2 separate regions of the Mus musculus genome follow, and region 1 is linked to region 2. The links are chromatin loops, found by intact Hi-C in ENCODE. Cell type or tissue: heart. All regions are shown on one strand. Each heading gives the region's core, and the rest is flanking DNA. Links, peaks and the distances in the headings are about the cores only.

Region 1 (8,000 bases), core at 1-8,000, 110 kb before region 2:
GTTTGACGTCGTCATGGATCCTCCATGCTGTTCTCTTCACTCTCTGCAAAGGCGTCCTCACGTGGGTGACTCAGGTCCATTTCCGGCAGTTTTAAATGTGGTTGCAGCATCGAGCCAGAGGCCCCTGCCCATCAGAAGTGTGTCCCTTGTGTACCCCATGTTGCCAGTCCTAATTACATAATTAGGAGGAGTAACTCAGCCAAAGTTGGAAAGTGGAATTGCTATGTAAGATGGTGCTCATTATTCAGTTTATTACCAGAGGAATCAACGCAGTTGTATTTTAAATGCTCAATAAAGACTGGGAGTACGCCGGGCGTGGTGGCACACGCCTTTAATCCCAGCACTCGGGAGGCAGAGGCAGGCGGATTTCTGAGTTCGAGGCCAGCCTGGTCTACAGAGTGAGTTCCAGGACAGCCAGGGCTACACAGAGAAACCCTGTCTCGGAAAACCAAAAAAAAAAAAAAAAAAAAAAAAAAAAAAAAAAGACTGGGAGTACAGCTCAGTATTAAAGCAATTGACTAGTACATCCCCAGTACTGAAAAACAAACAAACAAACAAAAAAAGCTTTAAGAAAAAAAAAGCCCAGTGCTTTATATATAAGCAAGGTGCAAACCTGTAGTTCTAGTATTTAGGAAGTTGAACAGACAGGATGGCACGTTTGAGGCTAGCCTGGAGTACACAGTGAGTTCCCAGCTGGGCCACTCAAGATACCCTGAGTGTTGGGACTACAGGAATATGTCACCTGCTATTCTGGCTTGTTCTATGAATTTATATATTTGATTTATTCTTACACTGCTAGGACTCTAAGCCTCAGGTTAGAGGCAGAGGCAGGAGGATCTCAGTAAGTTCAAGGCCACCCTGGGCTATCTAACAAGATAGTTTCGAAAATAGATAAATATGTAATCATCAAAGGGTAATGCAGTACATTTCTATAATCTGTCCTCCCTCCCTCCCTCCCTTACCCTCCCTCCCCTCCTTCCCTTCCCCCTCCCCTCCTCTCCCTTCCCTCCCTTCCCCCTCCCCTCCTTCCCTTCCCCCTCTCCTCCTTCCCCTCCCTCCCCCCTCCCTCTCCTCTCCCTGTTCTCCCTTCCCCCTCCCCTCCCTTCCCTTCCCCCTCCCTCCCTTTCCTCCCCCCCTCTCCCTCCCTCTCCTCTCTTCCCCTCCCTCCTCCTCCCTCACCTCCCCCCTCCCTCCCTCCCCCTTCCCCCCTCCCCAATCCCTCTCTCCTTCCCTCTTGATTGTATTTTTGAAACAGAGACTTCCCAATATAGCTCTGGCTGTCCTGGAACTCATAAAGATCTGCCTGTCTTTGCCTCCCAAGAGGTGAGATTAAAATCTTGCACTATCATCCCCAGCCATTAAAATCTCTCTTCTATCCTTTAAAATAACAAGGGAAAACACACTTTAAAACGCAGGCAACTAGATGTCATTGACGTGAACATTTTAAGTTGTTTCACTGAAATACGTGAGCTATGTCAATGCAGCTTCTAAAAACCACCAGGAGATCCCATGTCCTTAATGTTTTCACCATAAGGAAACCTTACCAGGTACTGAATAAAATACATTTTTAACCCTGTAGCATTATTTTTATATAGTAATAAGCAGATTTTCAAAAAGCATTGCCCTGTGATAGGAAAATGAACCAATTAGGAAAGTGTCACATCTAGATTCCCCACACTCGAGGCTTGGTATGGTACCAGACCTTTGCAGAAGTTCGGCTGTGTCTTACCAAGTCATAGCCCATGGAAATGAGGCAGGCTCTGAAATCCTCATGATCCATCAGGCCGTTCTTCCTCTGTGCAAACGCAAAGAACAGAGAGAAGGCAGTTAGGGACCAGATGAACAGCTCTGCCTGACCCAGTGCCCAGTAAGCAAGGTGGTAGAGAAAGAGTGACCAGCTAAGATTAGAGGTCACCTCTGACTTACAGAAGGACAAAGCCACAGTACAAGGATATTATAAAATAATCCCTTTAACAGAGAAGAGGTGACTGGGCTGTCACTCAGTGGGAGAGCATTGCCTAACACACACGAGGTCCTAGGCTTGATCCTCATCACTGCAAAATAAAATAAAAGGAAGGAAAGGAAAAGGAGGCAGGTGTAATAAAGACTAATACTGAAAAGAGAACCCACACTAAAGGCAGCAAAGGGAGCCAGTGAGGAGCTCACTACTGCCACCTATTGATAACAGCACATATTGCAAGCATTTCTAGAGCTGAATGGAGAAACTCATGGCTCAACCAGTCTGGGAAACTACTGCCCAGATGAAGCGCTGGGAATGGAACCCAGGGCCAGATGTAATGGCTTCATCTGTATGACAAGCTCTCCAGAGTGTTCTCAGCTCTGTAAAAGCAGGGTATCCGATGCAAAAATCTGGTTGGGATGAAAAGGGTTCCTATGTACATGTCTCAGAGTTGTAAGAGAGACAGCTAACATTTAAACACCAATAGGTCTTTACTGACAATTCAGTTGATTTTGTTCACTCAGGAAATGACCTGTTTAGAAAGCCAATGGTAGAAGTTCTGTCTTCTGTGAATGGAACCTGAGTGTTGGCTCTCAGGCCTGAGGGCCTGGCCCTCGCCATGTCAGCCACTCTGCAGCCCTGCATCCTGCCTTTTGGCTCCCCTGTGCACTCCCCTGGTCCCCTGCTCTGGCTCTTGCACCTGCTTTGGAGCAGTAGCCCTGTAGGTCTCCTCTCTTCCTCTCAGATGGCCGCTCGCTGGAGAAGATCACTATGTGCAGACTGCCTGGTTTCACTAAGCGGGCCTCCCACTGCCCAGGCAGGAGGGCCAGCTTTCCTGCAATGGTGATGGCGATGGCGCACGAGCACTCCTCCTCTCTTGCCCTTGGAGGCTGGAATAACCTTGCCGCTCATCAGTCTCCCTCCCACGAAGCCCTCAGTCTCACCACTCCTGTCCCTGAACCCAGTTCCTTCCAGACCCCTTCCTTCCTTTCTCCAGCAGCCACATCTGGCTTCTGCCCCCACCCTCATCTTAGTGAGCTTCTCAGAAACACAGCTCTGGCCATACCTGTGCTCTGTGATAGTCAACGGCCCAGAGGTCCATGGAGGGATCTCTCCATCCACGCCCTCCATGACCCTGCCATCCTATCTGCGTTGTCTCTTTTTCTTTTCTTAAGACAGGGTTTTTCACTATGCACCTTCCTGCCTGAACTTGCTATGTAGACCAGGCTGGCCTCAAACCCACAGAGCTCTTCCTGTTTCTGCTCCCTGCATGCACACCCAGCCCCGTCTTGCTGTACAGTGAGAACATGGGAGTAATCTAAATATCTGATCTCACCACAACAGACCCCAGGAGAACTTTGTTTCCAGTGCTTAATGTAAATAAACCTTCTCTACATTTAAGAATGTTTCAGGTTTACTTATTTACTTAATGTTTATGTTTGTACGCCTGGGTGAACATGTGTGTACCAGGTGTATGCACGGGGCGGTGAAGGTCAGAAGCCTGAGTTACAGGGATTGTGAGCCTCTGACTGGGTGTCAGGAGCTGAACCCACGTCCTCTGCAAGAACAGCCAGCCCTCTTCACCACCAAGCAGGTGCTTTCACTAAAGACAGCCAAGCTGTTGCTATTAACTAGAGTCCTAGTTAAAGGATCTACAAGGAACAAAGCAAGTTACATTGTTTCTGTTCCTTTGTTTCTTTTTGCAGATTTTTGTCTTCTCCCGACCCCCTTGCTAAGGCCCTAACCCAGGGCCTTGTGTTTTGATAGGCATGCACTCTACCACTGAGCTAAATCCCCAACTCCAGGAAACAAAGCAAAAGCCTTGATGTAAGGTCACTTGACGGTGACATGGTGACATGACCAGTGCTTGTTTGATCGCTAGTTCCCTTGGGATCATTCAACCAGTTTCCTTGTGAACTTTGTGGAGCAGGGAGACCTAAAGTGAGCAGCTGGGCATGACGCCAAGCACCTGCCACCATCCCATCGCTTGGAAGTGGGGGCAGAGGGACAGGAGCTCAAGGTCACCCTCAGTTACTGAAAGACCTCAAAGCCAGCCTGGTACACATGTGACTTAAAGCACTCTGAGCAACAGTACGCATGCTTTTCCAGATATAACTGCCTTTCACGCAACTAGAGAGAGAGCAGTACCCTGTCAAAGTGGTTGAAGGAGGCTCTGAACTCATTCATCTGCTCCTGGGTGATGCCCTTGGCATCTCTTGTCAGGATCTGGGTCTCCACCTCATTGATGGTTCTGGCGATAGTTGTCAGCAGCAACTCCCATCCGACACGGATATGCTACCAAGGAGAAGAACCAGCCGTCAACTAGGTCAAGGAGGTTTTAGTGCATCATGAGCAGGAAATACGCAGGGCTTGGTATAGGTTTGCTACGCTCATTCTATTTGTCAGCAGCAGCAGCAGCAGCAGCAGCAGCAGCATCAGTGCGGGGAGTCCCTGTGCAGCGATCACAGGGAAATTTTGGAGTCTCTCTTTGACACAGGTTCCTAGAACTCAACTCAGATTGTCAGACCTCACAGCAAGTGCCTCTGCCTGCTGAGCCGTCTCAACAGCTTGACTCTCTTGGACTTAAAAATGTTTTTTCACTGTTTCAACTTTTGCAAGATTCTGTAGTGTGGGAAATATTAAGGAATGAGACCAGAATTCTACAAATGACAATCTACAAAGTGGCACTTCGCATAATTCGTATTTCTTATTTATGTTACATATACTTGGAACTAGGGGTTAAACCTAGGGCCTTGCACATGCTAGACCAAAAAAAAAAAAAAAAAAAAACAAACACTATACCTAAACTACATTTCTGGCCCATACTTTGTAGATTAAATATTCAATGTGTGGTCTATTTGTGACTAAAGACATCTTCACACTTACCAAATAGCTGGATGGACACTGGGCTATACCCAAAGTCTCCCAGGGAGATCAGACTGAAGGAGACTGGTGGAAATAGGGACAGTCTTGACTCTTTGGACTAATTTTTAAAATCACTAATAAGGAACGGGCATCATGATATGTGTCTGTGATCATAGTAACCAAGAAATGGATGCAGGAGGATCAGGCCATTCATAGTTACATGGTCAGATCCACGAGAGTCTGGGGTGCATGAGACCATCCACAGTCACAACAACAACAACAACAACCCTAGCCAAAGAGCAACAGGAAGAAATAAGGACAATTTAAGTTCCTCTCCAAAGAAGTGTAATGACTTCGCCATGACAATAAGGATAACTTTGACAATGAACTATTGTTTAGTGCTTGTAACAGTTCATTGTGCTCTTCCACACACAGTAAATAGACTTAACTGTCCCCTGCATTCACACCTACAGAATTCACTGGAAACGGAGAGGGGAATGTGCGTAAGGAAACAAGCAGAGGAGGTGTCGAGGTGAGTCAAGCCTGCCCGTGTGCCCGCCCTCCATACCTCCATGGTGTAGTTCGTGTGCTTGTTGTCGAAGACCAGGGCCTCCTGGATGAGCTGGTGGTCGCCCTCCAGCTTGTCGATGTTGTTCTTGTAGTTGATGATGTTGTGTTCGTACTGCTTCAGCTGGTTCATCTGGTCCTCCAGGGCCCCGGTGATCTGGATGGAGCTCCGAGCGATCTCCTGTATGTGGCGGGCAAGCAGGGCATGAGGTGGTACTGAGCGAGTGAGGCAGTCCCCCAGACAGGCAGCTGAGAGGCACTTAGCAGACAGCGGGATGGAGGTGGGGACTCGGGGGTGGTGGTGGTGGGGTACCCGTGAGCACAGAGACAGACAGCGTGGGCCTCTGGCTCCTGGGCCAATGGCCACCCTACATCAGGGAACCCAAGGCACTAGATGTCTCAGACAAATTAGTGACAAGACCACAGGGCGATATTAGGCTAAGTTCATGTCTGTCTAGAGAATGGAAGGGGGAAAAAACCATGATCCAAAGCAGGAGTAAGGAAGGAGTCCTGCTGACCTTCTCGAGGGGAAGAGACGTGTTCTGAGGAAGGCTAGGCCTGCTCTGTGCTGTGGGCACCAGGACTGGCAGGCATAGGCAGAGCTGCCAGAGAGGCACCAGACCACAGGGGAGAATTTCTTATCACTTTAGGTGTTTCTACCTCTAAGATAAAGTTCATATTTGATCCCAAAGTAGAGACAGAAAATGTCTCTTGGCTGTTGTTGAAAGCGATTAAAAAAGCCAGATCCTCAGAGCCATTCCAATGCCATGTTTCTTGAATGTTTTAGAAACACAAAGTACGTGTGACGCTTCACCTGCCCTCCCTCATTAGGGATGGATGGCTTAAAATCCAGGTCCTGATGAGACTACACCTGAGAAAGAGCTCTGTCATTGACAAGGGTGGACAGCAGAAATGTGCCTCTGAGCCCTGTACGGACAGCCACAGACAATGGAGTGAGGGGTGCAGACAGAATCAAGGCCGGGGTGTGCCGTTCTGAAGCTCAGTAGGACTCCAGATTCCAGTAGTGTGCTACCAACCTCCATCTTGTTCTGGATCCAGGGCCCAATGGCATTGGCCTGAGCAGCAAACTGGCGCCGCAGACGCTCATTAGCATGTTGGCGAGCCAGCTCCTCCTGCAGGGACTGATCCCGGACCGGCACCAGCTGCTTCACCTGTCACAGCCCAAGGAGAACAGGATGAGAGGCCATCTCTGGTCTCATAGGAGGGACCATGGGATGAGCTCCCTATCAGATGGTAGGCCACTGGGGTTTGGAGAGGGAGGAAGAGGTAAGTGGGAAAGACAAGAATAGAGGCTTGGGGAAAAGAGGGTAAAGAAAGTCCTGCTCAAGGCACTAGTTCTGACTGTTACCTTATAACACCAAGGGACTGCTGAAAGCACAGCTCAGTCAAGGAATTTAAGATTCTATCCAAGGGCCATTCCTCCATGAGGAGTTCTGTCCTGCAGCACCAAGCCCACAGGGGCTGGGACCACAGCGCACAATCACCAGCTTGAATGTGGGAAAGACTGGCATCTCTATTTTCACCCTCCCTGATCGAAAGTTAGCATTTCCTTCATCTATGGATGTGGGCATCAGGATCCAGTAGAACCCATGGCTGCCACACAGCCACCAGGCATTCACATGCCAGTTGAGCCCCTGCAACTATCTCAAGATCATCACACAGGCTCAGGGTACTTCAAGGTCATGGGGTTGCCATTAGATCTACTCTTAAATGTGTTTGTTCAAAGAGAGATGGGGCACACACTTTACCATATCCTGTCTTTAGTTTTTTAGTTGGTAGTGGAGTTAAGCCTAGGGCCTACGTCTAAGCCTATCTCAATCCTCTTTTTCACTCTATAATGTGAGTCAAGGCCTGGGTTAGCCTTAAACTGTTATCCAGGGTGCCCTTCAAATTTTGGTCTCCTGCCTCCCAAACAGGACTATAAGCCTGTACTACCAGGCCTGGCTTTTTAAAGTTTAGTTTGTTTTTACTCTCATATTCTCTCTCTCTCTCTCTCTCTCTCTCTCTCTCTCTCTCTCTCTCTCTCTGTGTGTGTGTGTGTGTGTGTGTGTGTGTGTGTGTGTGTGTGTGTGCACACCGAAGCTAGAGCATTAAGGTTTTTTTTTTCTCTCTCTCCCTCTAAATAGGTTCTGGGGATTAGATTTAGGTCCCCAGACTTGCACAGCACGGGCCTTCACGTTTCCCTGACAGTATTAATATCATAAACAATATTTACTTTGCCAAAATTTATAATATTTTCTTTAAGGGAAATCACTTCTATTGTTTTTCCTCAGGGATCACAGGAGTTGCATTCAACACATCTATAAAACCTGGGAGGAAGGGAAGTCTGAGGGTGATGCTGGATTAGGTCATCCTCCATCCCACATAACCCTTCCCTCCCCCGCCCCCACCCTAGCCTGCCGGCGGCCCACCTTGTCCCACTTGTTGCGCAGCTCATCCATGGTGACAGTGCTGTAGGGGTTGCTGGAGCTGATCCGGATGCTGTAGCTCTGGATCACCTTCTCCACCTCGTTCTGGATGGCCAGGATGGACTGCCGCTCCCCGTCGGCCTCGGGCAGTGTGGCCTTGAACTGCTCATGTGCAGTGA
Region 2 (15,924 bases), core at 3,167-11,166:
TCTTTCTTTAGCACATCTCTCTCCTTTATCGTATCATGGGCAGTAACAATGTGGCAACCCGTACTTTCCACATTGTGCTGGAAATCTCCTTGCAAAGTTCACCAGTATATCAGGCACCAGTCTGATACAGTACAGGACTTAGGGCCGCCAGCCAACACTTGCTGCACTTCTTCCAGCTTCGAATGTTCAGTTCTTCTTCACTGTTCTGCCCTCTCACCCCAACCTCTCCTCCTCCCTGACTCACAGCCATTGCACATGTGCTGAATTTTCCTTAGCAGCTGCTCACTGGAAGCTGCTCATTTTGATGGCAGTTAACTATGGAAGCTGTCTTACCTTTCTGTTGCTTAGATAAAGCACCCTGGCAAAAGGCATCTTAAGGGAGACTGGGTTTGTTTTAGCCGACACTTTCAAGGTCCAGTTCATCACAGCAAGGCAGGAGCTTGAAGCAGCTGGTCGTGTTATGTCCACAGTCAGAAGAGTGAGCAGAGAATGCATGCCATGGCTTAGCTTCTTCTCTCCATTTGTATGATCCAGGTTCCCAGCCAGGGAATGATGCCACCCAAAGTGGGCAGCTTCTTTCACCTCAGTGGAACACAATCAAGACAGTACCCCACAAGCACAGCCAGGGGCCCATCTTCCAGGTGATTCTGTCAAGCTGACAACATTAACCACCCAACATAACATGACAAACCAACTCCAAACCTAACACAGCAACTGCTTATTATTTCTTATGCTCCTGTGAGTTGCCCATAAATATGAAACATAATAATTTTTCTTGTCTTGGCATGCTTCTTTCCCCATCCTCTCCTCTGTCCTGATACCTTTGCTGAGTCTCTGTCCTAAACTTGGAGCATCGTAAGTCCAGGAATCAGAAACATACTTGAGCTCCTCTTAATGTGTCTTCAGCTTTACCTTTGACTCCTGTTCTGTGTTTATGGGTTTCCATATTGTTCATGGGACCAACACTTCTGTTGAAGTGACTATTGCCATAGCTAATGCTTGGTAAACTCATTCTCCATATCAGACAAATCTTGGGAGCTCGATATTATTTCTATTTTGCAACCAAGGTAGCTGAGATCCAAGCTGTGCTGTTGAGGGACAGGGATAGAGCAGTAGATGGTAGACGCAGCTCTACGACCGAGCTGGTTGTCTTGCTAACGCCATTTGCTCCGTTCTCCCGTGTGGTGTCATTTTCCCTGGGCTATGGTACTTCGGAACTCTTGTGGGTCACTTTTGCCTGAAGCTACTTTTCATTCCTGCATCTTCTTCCTGGCATCTGAGTCTTGCTATTTACAATGCACTGCTTAAGGATGGCTCTGTTTTCTTTCTCTTTAAATAAAAAAATAGTATTCTATTAGTATATACCTTGTGTATAGAAGAGTAGAATGCATAGCTTGAAGATATTTTTCACAAAATGAGAACACTTTATCATCCAAATCTAGAGATAAGCTATCAGATGAGCCCAGAAACCCCTCGCCCTGCCCAGTATCTTCTTACCCCTTTTGCACAGGTTAGTTCCCCTAAGAGGCACTAATCCCAGCAACCTTTGACCACATGATATGTGTAGAATCACAGCATGCTCATTCTTCTGTCTCTGGCACCTGTTGCTCACCAGGATGCTCATGAAGGTCTTTTTATAGTGCAGAGCAAGACTTGGTTCATGGCTGAGCAGGATTCCAATGAGTGGCACTCCCAGCACATGTGTCCATCCATCTGCTGGACATCTGGCTTGGCTCTGGGTTAAGATGTTACAAACGATGCTCTTGTGGGTCTTCTTGGGCATTTCTGTTTGAACAGTGCACCTGAGAGTTTAAATAATTGTAAAATAATTTAATGGTGTATCTGTCCTAATAGAATATTGTACCAGCAGTATATTAGGTGGGTTTTTTGTTTGTTTTTGCTTTTTTGTTTTGGTTGGTTGATTTGGTTTGGTTTTTTTTTTTTTTTTCTGTTGAACAGGGCCTCACTATGTACAGTCCTGGCTGGTCTGGAACTTTATATGTAGAGCAGGTTGGCCTCAAACTCACAAAGATCTACTGCCTCTGTCTCTAGAGTGCTGAGATGAAAGATGTGAGCCACTATGCCTAGCTCCTAATCATGATTGTCTGTCTGTCTGTCTCTTCCTCTCTCCTGTCCTCTCTTTCTCTCTGCCCCTACTGGGGATGAAACTAAAGATCTCATGCATGCTAGATGAGCACTGAGGTCCACCCTCAGACCCTGACAGTCTCTCTTGTATCAGCCTTGCTGGTACTGTGTGGCGAAACCTCACAATGGCTTTGATTGATAGGCTACCCCTAATGTGGATAACATCACTGTTGTTGCTTTAATGACAGTTCAGGTTTGTGCTCATTTTTCTTCTGGTGTAGAAATGAGCGTGTTTGATTAGGTCTTGGGAAATGCATGTATGCAGAACTGAGCTCAAAATGGACTATAGAAGGATTTCTGGTGGTTTGTTAAAAGCCAACATTCCCCAGGAACTTTTTTCTAACTGACAAAAGGAATCACTTTCCTCGCCTCTGGCAGAAGAAATATATGGCTCTCCAATGACATATAACTGTGGTGCCTATCAGCACATCGAAGTCCATTCTAGCCTCCAGGCTCCTGTAGTCCCTATTCACCAGCCCCACCACTTCTTTCCTATACTCCCAGGCCTGCTCTAGCTCACAGACTTCCCTCCCCACAGCTACTCACCCACTTTGTACCTCATATCTTTCCATGCCCCACTTTCCTAGCCCTAGCCATGTCCAGTCTGGTTTTTTATTTTCTCTGCTCTGGACTCTTCCAGAAACCTCTGGATGCTGTCTCTCTCTTACTCACAATAAAACCTTCCACCCTGCCGCCGCAGCCATCTTCCAGTAACTTGCCAAAATGACGAACACAAAGAGAAAGAGGAGAGGCACCTGGTACATGTTCTCTAGGCCTTTTAGGAAACATGGCATTGTTCCTTTGGCCACATACGTGCGAATCTACAAGAAGGGTGATATTGTAGACATCAAGGGAGCGGGCACTGTTCAAAAAGGAATGCCCCATAAGTGCTACCACGGCAAAACCGGAAGAGTCTACAATGTCACCCAGCATGCCGTGGGCATCATTGTTAACAAGCAGGTTAAGGGCAAAATTCTGGCCAAGAGGATCAACGTATGGATTGAGCATATCAAGCACTCAAAGAGCAGAGACAGCTTCCTGAAGCAGGTGAAGGAGAAGGACCAGAAGAAAAAGGAAGCCAAAGAGAAGGGCACCTGGGTGCAGCTGAAGCACCAGCCTGTGCCACCCAGAGAAGCACACTTTGTGAGGACTAACGGAAAAGAGCCTGAGCTGTTGGAGCCCATTCCATACGAATTCATGGCCTAATGTACACAAAGAAATAAAATACCAGCACCAGGACAAAAAAAAAAAAAAAAAAAAAAAAAACCTTCCACCCTAATAACAGAGTAGCCATTTTGTAGTTTCTTTACTACACCCCCTTGCATATAGACACATATACATACATACATACATACATACATACACATGCATATATTGCATACACATACTGCCATGGTTTGAATATGCTTGGCCTAAGGAGTGGCACTATTTGGAGGTGTGGCCTTGTTGGAGTAGATGTGTCACTGTTGGCATGGGCTTTAAGACTTTCATCCTAGCTGCCTGGAAGTCAGTCTTCCATTAACAGCCCTCAGATGAAGATGTAGAACTCTCAGCTCTGCCTGCCTTGATGCTGACATGTTCTTGCCTTGATGATAATGGACTGAACCTCTGAACCTGTAAGCCAGCCCAATTAAATGTTGTCCTTCTAAGAGTTGCCTTGGTCATGGTGTCTGTTCTCAGCAGTAAAACTGTAACACATATAAATATATGTAGTTTTGGAACAACTTTTAAAATATTCTCATTATGAGTTATTTATCACATATATAAACTTTATATATAACAATTTTCCATATCCTCTAGCTCATCCTCATATATTTTTGTTCTGTTTGTTTTTGGTTTTTGTTAGGGTTCCGTGTATCCCAAGCTGGCCTTAAACTCACTATGTAGCTAAAGATGTTCTTGAACTTTGGATCCTCCTGTCTTTAACTCCCAAGTGTTGGATTTTAGGTGTGCATTTAACATGCCTGTTAAATGCAGGGATGGGGACTGTATTCTGAGTCTCATACATGCTAGGCAAGCACTCTACCAACTGAGCTACATACTTAGCATCCTCTCTTTATGTCTCTTTTTGGTGTTTTTGACAAGCTTATCTTCTAATTATCGTCACTCTTAGATAGTGAGTGCTTGATGTCTACTTCCTCACAGAGTTACATCATTTCCTCTGGGCCCTCTATAACCCTCTCTGATGTCCCTGTCTTCAGTACAACATATCCTCAGATGCACTGAATGCCCTTGGCATTCAAAGGACCTGTTCCTGTCCTTCCAGGCCTAGCCTTTCTCATGGGGCAGATCTGGTTTCAGGTTCTGGCACCTTGCAGTCTTCTCAGGCTTTTCTGAAGTTTCCCCTTTGTACCCAGCAGTGCTCTGAAAGTAACTTAAGGAGGTCCAATCAATTGACTTCTAAATGAACTTGTGGAATCTTTGACTGTGCATTGGATCCCCCCTGTTTTTCTAGCTCCTTCTGTCTTACTCTCCTAGCATCAAGAACTTGCTGCTTGTTGCTAAAAGGGCTGAAGCATTAATACAGAATTGTGAGTCATCTCTGTAATTTAGTGCCATCTTGTCAATCTGGGAAGAGTATCGAGGGATTGTACTATGGAAAAATAAAATGCTTTTGTCAACTTGATATGAAATCCAAAGAATAATTATTGACTACCTGATATATATCAGTACATGTTCCAGAAACTGCAGAAGTGACACAGAAAAAGGCAGACATTGATCTCTGCATGCATAGAGCTTATATTTTGTATTGAGGGACAGATGGTAAACAAGTCTGGTAGTACATTTAGTGTGCTGAGTGACATGTGCTAAAGGGGAAAAAGATGTTTTAGTTAGGGTTTTCTTTTCTGCTGTGAACAGACACCATGACCAAGGCAACTCTTATAAGGACAGTATTTAATTAGGGCTGGCTTACAGGTTCTGAGGTTCAGTCCATTATCATCAAGGCAGGAACATGTCAGCATCCAGGCAGGCATAGTGCAGGAGGAGCTGAGAGTTCTACATCTTCCTCTGAAGGCTGCTAGCAAAATACTGATTTCCAGGCAGCTAGGATGAGGGTCTTAAAGTCCACACCCACAGTAGCAAACCTACTCCAACAGGGTCACACCTTCTCATAGTACCGCTCCCTGGGCTGAGCATATACAAACCATTACAGAAGGAATGCTATGATAGTGCTGATGGCTTTTAGTTTTTTCTGAAATCTTTAGGCCAGGGTTCACTAAAAATGGCTGGTCATACAGACCTGTTTGATGTTCCATTATCTCTGACCAAGGAACTCACTTTATAGCTGAAGAAGTACAGCAGAAACCATAGAGAACTATGTTTGCTGGCTAGAGGCATACTCAGCTAACTTTCTTTTTTTGTGTGAGTTCCTGTCCTGACTTCCTTTGGTCATGAACAGCAATGTGGAAGTGTAAGCTGAATAAACCCTTTCCTACCCAACTTGCTTCTTGGTTCTGATGTTTTGTACAGGAATAGAAACCCTGACTAAGACAGTGACTAAAAGGTAAACCTACTTTTTGGTGGCAGTGGTGGTATATGCCTTTAATCCCAGAACTTGGATGGTTGAGGCAGTGGGATCATGATTTTAAGGCCAGCCTAGGATGCATAAAAAGACAGCCTTACAAAACAACAACAAGAAGTAAATTCATCATTAAGCTAAACAAAGAAGCAAAAGACAGTATGCTGGCAGCTGAAAGAAAATCACAGCCATGGGATGTGGTCACATTACTATGCTAAGAGAATGACTTACCAAGCAGGAGCTCTGAGACACGGGGTCCATAGACAAAAGAAGATTTAAGGAAAGGGGACAGAGTATGGGAAGAGTTAAATTAAAAATAAACAAATACCCAGGTCTGTACTTGTTGGAGTGCCAGTACTTGGGAGGTAGAGCAAGGAGAGTCCGGAGTTCAAAACCAGCCTCACTTAGCTGCACAGTGAGTTTGAGACCAGCCTGGGCAAATGAAGCTCTTTTATCACCCCCTCCCCCCTTGCCCACCATCAACACCCCAAGAGATAGAGATAGAGAGAGAGAGAGAGAGAGAGAGAGAATTATCCCCATCCCTTCTTTTCTGCTTACTATGGAGCAACACAAACCTAAGTATCACACTGAAGAGGTATGTTGCAAAATCCATCACTTGCCAAAGACTTGGTTATAAATGTTAGTAAGTGCTCCTAGGAAGCCATCTCTTCTGGCTAAGGTTTGGATGTGTAGGCCCATTCTAATGCTGATCAAACTTCTGATTAGCCTTAAAGGGAGAGAAAAGATTATGACATCATTATGGGAAGTCTGCCAGGAGAAGATGGTTTTGATTGATGGGCCCTGCTGGCATTGTCTCTGAGCTTTCAGTTGGATTTACAGGTCTGTTGATTCCCTCCATGAAGCCAGCCCTCTCCTATAAGTACAGGCACCAGAGAGCGACAACCTCAATAGCTCTCAGAGGGTTCTTATTTCCCAGTAGTTTTTGTTTCACATTCCCTTTTCTGGTATCTTTTTAGAGTTTTAGAAATCTTTACATAAAATCTTTAGATTTTTCTTCTAAAAAGTGATTTGTCAGCAGGGCAGTAATGGCACATGCCTCTAATCCCAGCACTTGGGAGGCAGAGGCAAAGGGATCTCTGAATGTGAGGCCAGCCTGATCTACAGAGTGAGTTCCAGGAGAACCAGGGCTAGACAGAGAAACACCATCTTGAAAATCAAAAACAAACAAACATGGCTGGAGAGATGGCTCAGTGGTTAAGAGCACTGACTGCTCTTTCTGGAGGTCCTGAGTTCAAATCCCAGCAACCACATGGTGGCTCCCAACCACCCATAATGAGATCTGATGCCCTCTTCTGATGTGTCTGAAGACAGCTACAGTGTACTTACATATGATAAATAAATAAATCTTTGGGCCAGAGTGAGTGGGGCGGGAGCAGGCAGGGCCAGAGAGTGAAGAAAAAGTGTCTGAACACAGCTACAGTGTACTTACATATAATAAAATAAATAAATCTATCTTTTAAACAAACAAAAAATAAGAAAAATTAATTTATTTATTTACTTTCTTACCTTTTAAAACAGAATCTCACTATGTAGCTTTAGCTGGCCTTGAATTCACAGAGATTTGAAGTGGAAATTTCTGGTTTCTTTGGAGACTCAGTTGTGTCATGTAATGTTTTTCTGGAAACTGTCTTATGAGAGGGTTTTTTGCTGAAGCAGACACGTGGGAGAATGTTTTACTGAGAACAGAAATGTGGTGTTTTCCTGGAAGCTGCCTGAAAAAAGGGTGTGTGCTCTTTTGCTAGGGAAGATGCTTGAGAGAACACATGATGTTTGGAAAGGGTGTAAATATAACCCAACAGACAGTGGCTGATACAGTGTGGCCTTGCCATACTTTGGTCTTCGCTGACGATGCTGTGGCATTGGTTCACCTTGCCTTCTTCAATGATCATTGTTTTGTCGTGACTGTGTAGAGAGAAACACCACCAAAGAGCTTCTGGTGGTGCTCCGGCAGCTTCTTGCCACTTTCTTGGACTCGGGGGGATTGGAAGAGCCTTTCGATTTCTTCTAGATTGAACAGCTATTGCCTGCAAGTGGATCAAGTTCACTGTGTGAACTGCTGCTATCCTGACAATGAAGACTGGAATAGCCTCAATGAACTATTTCTAAACAGGTCCACATCCTCCTCTGCCCTGTTTACCTTTCCTGTCCACTACCTCTGGTGGGTGGTGGGCTAGAAGGTAGGCTAAATCATTAAAGGGTTAAAGAACCCTTATTAAGTAGCTTTTGAAAAATAAAAGCCTACAGAGAGCTATAGAGACCTACTTGTCCCTGCTTCATCTGTGCTAGGATTAAAGCCATGCACCACCTTACCCAAATGAAGTGGCAATTTACAAAAATAAAAGTCCTTTCAGGGCTGGAGAGGTAGCTCAGAAGTTAAGAGCATGTATTGCTCTTGAAGAAGATCTGGGTTAGTTCCCAGCATCAACTGGAACAGCTTGCAGTTGCTTGCAACTCCAGCTCCCTGAGACAGGCTGGATGTGGGATCTGATGTCTCGAACCTTGGACACTAATACTCACATGCACACAGTGCACAGTCTTACCTCATGCACACACATAATTAAAAATAATATATGCTGGAGAGATGGTTCAGCAGGTAAGAACACTGATTGCTCTTCCAGAGGACCCCGGTTCAATTCCCAGCACCCACGTGGTGGCTTACTCTATAACTCCAAACCAGGGAATCTAATGACCTCCTCTGGCCTCTGAAGCCACCAGGTACCTCACATGATATGCACACAGGCTAAACACCCATGCACACAAAATAAATAACAAAACAAGCTTAACAATTTTGCCTGTACAATACTGTTTTTTTTTCTTTTTTCAGGAAGCTTCTCTGAGATACTGAATGTAAGATTTCCCAATGTTTAACATGTGCACACACATGTATGCATGCATGCATGCATGCACACAAGCACACCTAAACCCATAGCTTTGCACATGTTAGGCAAGCACTCTGTTACTGTGGTGTTTCCCATCCTGTCTTTAGCAGGATGCCATCCGCTCCCTGGCTCCTTATCCGTAGAAAACTGACCCCCAGCACTAAGAGCCTTCTTCAAAGGATGCAACTGTTCTCCTCAGAAAGACATGCCATTCACATATCGTGAGAAGAAAAATGCTCTATTGAAGTGCTGGTATGTTGTCTCTAGTAAGTTTCTTACATGTAGTTGTTTAAGGGGAAAAACTTAACAGTGCATATTAAGCTTTAAAATCTTAGAGGTTGATTTACAACAGAAAATGACACAATATACAAAAAGTTATTGATATGCTTGGATAACTTAGAAAAATACCTAAAGGCGTGGTGGCACACGCCTTTAATCCCAGCACTCCGGAGGCAGAGGCAGGCAGAATTCTGAGTTCGAGGCCAGCCTGGTCTACAAAGTGAGTTCCAGGACAGCCAGGGCTACACAGAGAAACCCTGTCTCAAAAAAAAAAAAAAAAAAGGAAGAAAAATACCTTTAATTGCTTTTGTTTAAAGTTATCAAACTACAGTTTTTGAAACACACACACACATGGTATGGTGGTACATACCATTAATCTCAGCACTTGGGGAAGCAGAGGCTGGTGGTTCTCTGTGAGTTCAAGGCCAGCCTTGCCTACATAGTGAGTTCTAGAACAGTCAGGGCTACATAGTAAAGCTTTGCCCCCATCCAAAAAAAGAAAAGAAATATGTATTTCTATTACCTATATTTATACTTAACAATATATAACTGTAGGTTTTTATTTTATGTGTATGAGCATTTTGTCTTTGTGGTGCGTGTGTGTGTGTGTGTGTGTGTGTGTGTGTGTGTGTGTGTGTACCACTTGTATGCCGGGAGCCTACAAAGGCCATAAGATCCCCTGTGTTGGATTCCCCTGGAACTAGAGTTACAGAAGGTTGTGAGCTGCTATGTGGCTTCTGGGAAACAAACCCAGATTCTGTGAAAAAGTAGCTAGTGCTCTTAACCACTGAGCCCTCTCTTCAACCCCTATAATTAAAAAAGAAAAAAAAGTCTGCCATCCCACACAATAGGATGATAATGGTCTGTTCCTGGCTCTGGAATGTCAGCTTGTTAAAGACTTCCAGAAATAGAATGAGTGCATTAACTGGAATGCACATATATCAAGTTCCAGACACATGTTTCCAAATTGTTTCCTAAAGGGTGGTAATGCCTAAAACATTATTGATATTGTCTTAAAATGTCTTTGTCAGGAACAAGGAATATTACTTTCAGTAATATTATTAAATAGTAAATAATAAATATCACTTATATACTTTATTTCTTTAACATTTTCTTTTTTCTTTTTCTGCTTTTTTGAGACAGGGTTTCTCTGTGTAGCCCTGGCTGTCTTGGAATTCACTCAGAATCCAGGTTGGCCTGGAATTCACAGAGATCTGTCCGCCTTTGCTTCCCTAGTACTGGGATTAAGGGTGTGTACCACCACTGTCAAGCTACTTAAACACTTTCTAGTTTAGTATGCACATGATATGTACAAAGATGCATATCTTTCACACCTGTTATGTGTGTTTGTGTGTATTCGAGAGTGTATGTGTGTGTGTATGAGTGTGAGTATATTGTGTGTATGTATGTGTGAGTGTATATGTGTGTGTATGTGACTGTGTATATGTGAGTTTGTATATATGTGTGTATGTGTGTGTATGAGTGTGTGTGAGTGTATGTGTGCATGTATGTGTGAGTGTATATGTGTGTATGTGTGTGTGAGTATATGTGTGTTTGTGTGAGTGTATATGTATGTGTGTATATGTGTGTATGTATTGTGTATGTGCGAGTGTATATGCATGTGTGTATTTGTGTGTTTGTGTGTGAGTGTGTATGTATGTGTGAGTGTATATGTTTGTGTGTATATGTGTGAGTGTGTGTGTGTGTGTGTAGGCCAGAGAGGAGATCCAGTGTCCTGCTATGTCATTCTGCCTTATTCCCTTGAGACAGGGTCTCTCACTGAATCTGGAGCTAGGCTGGCAGCCAGCAAGCCCCAGTGATTCTCCTGTCTACACTGACTCTGTCCTGGGTTACAGGCTTGAAAGACCATACACAGCTTTTTTTTTTTTTCCACATGGGTCCTGGGAATTTAGACTCAAGTCCTCTTATATACACAGTAAGCATTTTTTACCTACCAAACCATCTCCTCAGACCTGTACTCAACTTTTAAAGATATGCAATACAGATAAAATAAACCATTTATTATCTGTAGATTCTAGTCCTAAAATCTATGTCAGTTTTCAATATCGGAAGTGGCAAATATTCAACAAAATAAGCGTAGCATGAGGCAGAGAGAAGAGAAGAGACTTGGGCTACCCATACCGCTAATTTAATGAGTTTATAAGCAGATCACTGAATGCTTCTCAACAGCTGAGAACCACTAAACATTTTTTAAATCCTGTATCTCTCTAAATGGCATTTGAACATTGTTTTAGAAAATTTTTACAACATGTTCAGGGTTAATGAATCAGTATTTAGGCAACAGTATATACATTTCTAATTCTATGTTCCACATGGAAGACCAGGGAGAGGTACTTTAGTGTCACCTGCTGGTCTTCAGAAGTATAACAGGTGCTTCTTGTCAATTGTGTATTTCCAAATCCTTTTCTTGAAAAACAAACAACAAACTCAAAACTTAAAATATTTATTTTAAAAGTAAAATATTATGTGGGTGTGTTGAAAATGCCTTTAATCCCAGAACTCTAGAAATTGGGGCAGGAAGATCAAAAACTCAAGGCCAGCCTGGGCTACATAAGACAGGGGGGGTTGTTTTGTTAAATATTCCTAAAGTTGAGAAAGGATTTGTTTTGGCTTTTCCATTCAATTCTTTTTATTGATGTTCAGAAATTCACACAGCAACAAGCGATCAGAGCTATTAAAATGATATCCCTGGGCTTCATTGCTAAGATCTTGTTTAAACCACTGCTTCTAAGACCATGATATTTTGTTGATATATGAACCACTGTATTTTTTTTCCCCCGTTTTCAAGCACTTTTCAAAGTGCTTTCGAGTATGTGGCCAGATGTAGACGTTGCATTTTGAGTTTATTTTGCTGATGACATCCGTACCTCCTTTCCCCCGTCTGTCCTCCCCTCCCCTCCCTCATTCTTCTCTTTCCCCCCTCCCCTCCCCTCTTCCATCTCTTTTCCTTCCCTCACCCCTTCCCTTCCTTCATGTTCCCTCCTCTCCTTTCCCTTCCATTTCTCTCCCTTTCATTTCTTTTTAACAACAGTCTCGATGGGCAGTGGTGGCCTTCAATCCCAGCACTCTGGAGGGGAGGTAGAGACAGGCAGATCTCTGTGACAACCAAGGTTATATAGAGAAACCCTGTCTTGCTAATAAATCCAGTCTCGTGCACCCCAGGACGGCTTTGAACATTCTGTGTAGATGATGAAGTTCTTGAATTCCTGACCCCCTGCCTCCACCTTCAAGATGCTGGGATTACTGGCAAGTGTCACTGTGTCCAGCTAATCCCATTTCTTTTTTCAACAAAAGATAAACTTGGGTGGGTAATCAAGTGTCGGAGGCCAAGCCTGACAGCCTTCCTTCTGTGTCCTTGGCACTTGCAAACACTGTCGAGAGAGTGTTCACACATCCACACCCACACATACACCCATACAGACATACAGACATACACCCACCCACCCCCAGACACACACATATAATTTCCCCCTACAAACATATACTCACTCACACACACACACACACACACACACACACACACACACACACACACACACTCACAAACATACACACATATACATACATACATGCTGGGTGGTGGTGGCACACGCCTTTAATCCCAGCACTTGGGAGGCAGAGGCAGGTGGACTTCTGAGCTCGAGGCCAGCCTGGTATACAGAGTGAGTTCCAGGACATCCAGGAATACATAGAGAAACCCTATCTTGAAAACAAAAAACAAAACAAAACAAAGCAAAGCAAAACAAAACAAAAAAGCAATAATAAATCAAACCAAAAAAATCAACATACATACACACACATACACACAGATGAACACACATGCAGTCACACACATATACATAAATAAAAGTTTAAAAATAACTGGGTATGTGTTTCAGGGTTTTGGAAACAGCTCTTCTCCTGTGTCCTCACAATTAGAAGACAGGCTAGATGTTCCTAGGGTAGTGCTTTTCCAGTCATGGCGTCAGGCTTCAGGGAGGCCCTTAATAAGAAGCTCTTAGTGAGAAGAAAGGACTGGGGGACTAGTCACCCTTCCTTTCATAACAGATTCAGGCATAGTCAGAATTATTTAATTAAATAAATTATTAATAATTAAATATTTTTTAAATTATTAAAAAGTCCCAAACATCCAGTTTCCAATTTCCTTATGTATTTTCAGCTTATGGTTATGAATGTACTCAGACATTAGTGTAAAATTCTCAACAACAGAATATGGCAGTTAAAAAATATTTAGCCATATTAAATAATTCATATGTCTCAATATTAAATAACAAAACTAATTTATCATTGCGATATATTTCCTAAGAGAATATTTATCAAGGACTAAAACTTCATGTTTACTTAAATAATTTTATGAAAAATTTGTCACCATAATCGGTATTTGACTTCTTTTGTTGTTCTCCGCAGTGAACACCTCATGTAGACATAGGTTACTGTCTGCAGAGATACATGAAAGGTGGTTTTTATTCTGTACTGTTTGCTTTAACCAGGGTAAGCTAACGATGAGAGACTATGTTAATCCAAAGGAGAGAAATGCAGGACCTTTGCCAAGAGAGCCTTTAAAAGAGCAGCTGTGTTTCCCACATTTCCAGTCGGAGACAAGTACAGAAAGTCTGATGCTATTGCAATGGTGAGCCCCATCTCTGGAGAGAAATGGATGGCAGAGCCTCCATCCTCACCTGTGTGGTCCACAGTGTATATCATTTGCCACAGTGACATTGAAGCAGGTTTGGTGGTGGTTACCTGGTACTCCTGGGGCTAGGCCGTGTTGACGTCATCACAGTGACTGCAGAGAAATAACTTGTAGGGGTGCTAAAATTCTGTTAGGACTGGGGACATAGTCACACCTGCATGTCCATTTGCTAAGGTCACCAAATGGTTTCACTGAAATGGGTGCATGTATTGTTTCTAAATTATGCCTCAACTAGGTCCCTTTTAAAAACGTTTACTGTTTATATGTGTGTCACAGGACAACTTGTGAGAGTACGTTCTTTCCCTCTATGCTGTGGGTCCCAGGATCTGACTCAAGTCGTCAGGCTTGGTGGTGAGTGCTTTTACCTCCCCAGGCAATGTTCTGGCCCAGGTTTGGTTTAAAAGAAAAATATTGATTCCCAGGGTACTATTCAGACCTTCTACAACCTTCCTTCCTTACCCATCCCTTTGTCTGACCCAAGACTCCCTGGAAACCCACTGGCCAGGCCAGGGATCAGGTAGGCAAACTAGATACATGAACATATCAAAAAGACCATCCACCATGATCGTATAGGCTTCACACCAATAATGCAAGAATGGTTCAACATACATAAATCCATAGATGCAATCCACCATATAAACAAACTGAAAGACAAAAAAAACACATGATCATCTCATTATGTGCAGAAAAGGCCTTTGACAAAAATTTAACACCTCTTCATGATAAAAGTACTGGAGAGAGTAGGTATACAAGAAACATCCCTCAACATAATAAAGGCAGTTAACAGCAAGCTCACAGTCAATATCATCTTAAGTGGAAACTTAAAACAAATCCACTAAAATCAGGAACAAGATAACATGTGAAGTCTTAGCTAGAGCAATAAGACAAAGGAGATACAAATAGGAAGGAAAAACATCAAGTATCATTATTGGATGAAAATATAAGTTGCATATATAAGTGATCCTAAAAATTCTATGAAGAAACTCTTAAAGCTGATAAACTTTCAGTAGTAGCAGGATACATTCTTTTTTTTTGTTGGTTTGTTTTTTGTTTTTTGTTTTTTGTTTTTTGTTTTTTGAGACAGGGTTTCTCTGTATAGCCCCAGCTGTCCTGGAACTCATTTTGTAGACCAGGCTAGCCTTGAACTCAGAAATCCGCCTGCCTCTGCCTCCTGAGTGCTGGGATTAAAGGCGTGTGCCACCACCGCCCGGCGATACATTCATTTTTAATACACAAAGATAGCATTCCTATAGACAAATGAACTGAGAAAGAAATCAGAGAAACACCCTTCACAATAGCCACAAATAACAAACTACCTTGGTGTAACTCTATCCAAGCAAGTGAAAGACCTGTATGACAAGGATTCCAAGTCCCCAAAGAAAAAAATTGACGAAGATCTCAGAAGATGGAAAGATCTCCCTTGCTCATGGATTGGTAGGATTGACATAGTGAAAATGGCTGTCCTATCAAAAGCAATCTACAGATTCAACGCAATCTCCATCAAAATTCCAACACAATTCTTCACTGAACTTGAAAGGGGGAATTTTCAGCTTTATGTGGAAACACACTCACACACACACACACACACACACACACACACACGATAGTTAAAACACCCATGAATAAGAAAAGAACGGCTGGAGGTCTTCCTATCCCTAACCTCGATTGTACTATAGAACTGTAGTAATAAAAACAGCATAGCATTGGCCCCAAAATGAACACGTTGATCAATGGAATCGAATTGAAGACCCAGACATAAATTCACACTCCGTGCATACCTGATTTTTGTTAAAGAAGCCAGAAATACACACTGGGGGGGGGGGAAGACAACATCTTCAACAAATGGTGCTTGTCAAAATGGATGGCTGTAAATAGATTCATACTTACCACCCTACACAAAACTCAACTCTAAGTGAATCAAAGACCTCAACATAAGGCCAGATACACCAAATCTGGGAGGAGAGAAGAAGGTGGGGAATAGTCTTGAACCCATGGTACAGGGATTCTGAACAGAGCACTGAAAGCAGCACAGGCACTAAGAAAAACAAGGAGACCACATGAAACCGAAATGCTTCTGTATGTCAAAGGACACTATCAATCTGAACAAAGCAGCAGGCTACAGACTGCAAAAGATTCTTACCAACTACACGTCTAATAGAGTGCTAATATCTAAATATATCTAAAATACATAAATAACTTAAAAAAAAACCTGAACATTAAGAAAACAACCCAGCCAGGAGATGGTGGTGCACGCCTTTAATCCCAGCATTCTGGAGGCAGAGGCAGGCAGATTTCTGAGTTCGAGGCCAGCCTGGTCTACAAAGTGAGTTCCAGGACAGCCAGGACTATACAGAGAAACCCTGTCT

What was found. Peaks named below come from ENCODE experiments on the same cell type or tissue, not always from the same donor. Only the 100,000 strongest peaks of a DNase experiment are listed, where the experiment ranks them.
Region 1: it touches region 2 in a loop (3-fold over the local background); 3 of 42 quality-filtered maps call a loop at or near these places.

What each region holds. Positions count from the first base shown.
Region 1 is chr13:12,270,970-12,278,969 of GRCm38, forward strand. Actn2 (actinin alpha 2) reads right to left here. Exons shown (of 21, transcript NM_033268.4): 15 at 7,825-8,000; 16 at 6,430-6,564; 17 at 5,394-5,573; 18 at 4,109-4,255; 19 at 1,730-1,795. Among named protein-coding and RNA genes, the nearest start is that of Mtr, 17 kb to the left of the region's middle. In heart, for the core only: a CTCF peak has its summit at 2,176; a DNase peak (open chromatin) is centred at 3,982; H3K27ac peaks cover 2,070 bases.
Region 2 is chr13:12,375,290-12,391,213 of GRCm38, forward strand. It overlaps the pseudogene Gm5445. Among named protein-coding and RNA genes, the nearest start is that of Heatr1, 12 kb to the right of the region's middle. In heart, for the core only: no CTCF peak of the experiment used is centred there; no DNase peak of the experiment used is centred there; H3K27ac peaks cover 1,878 bases.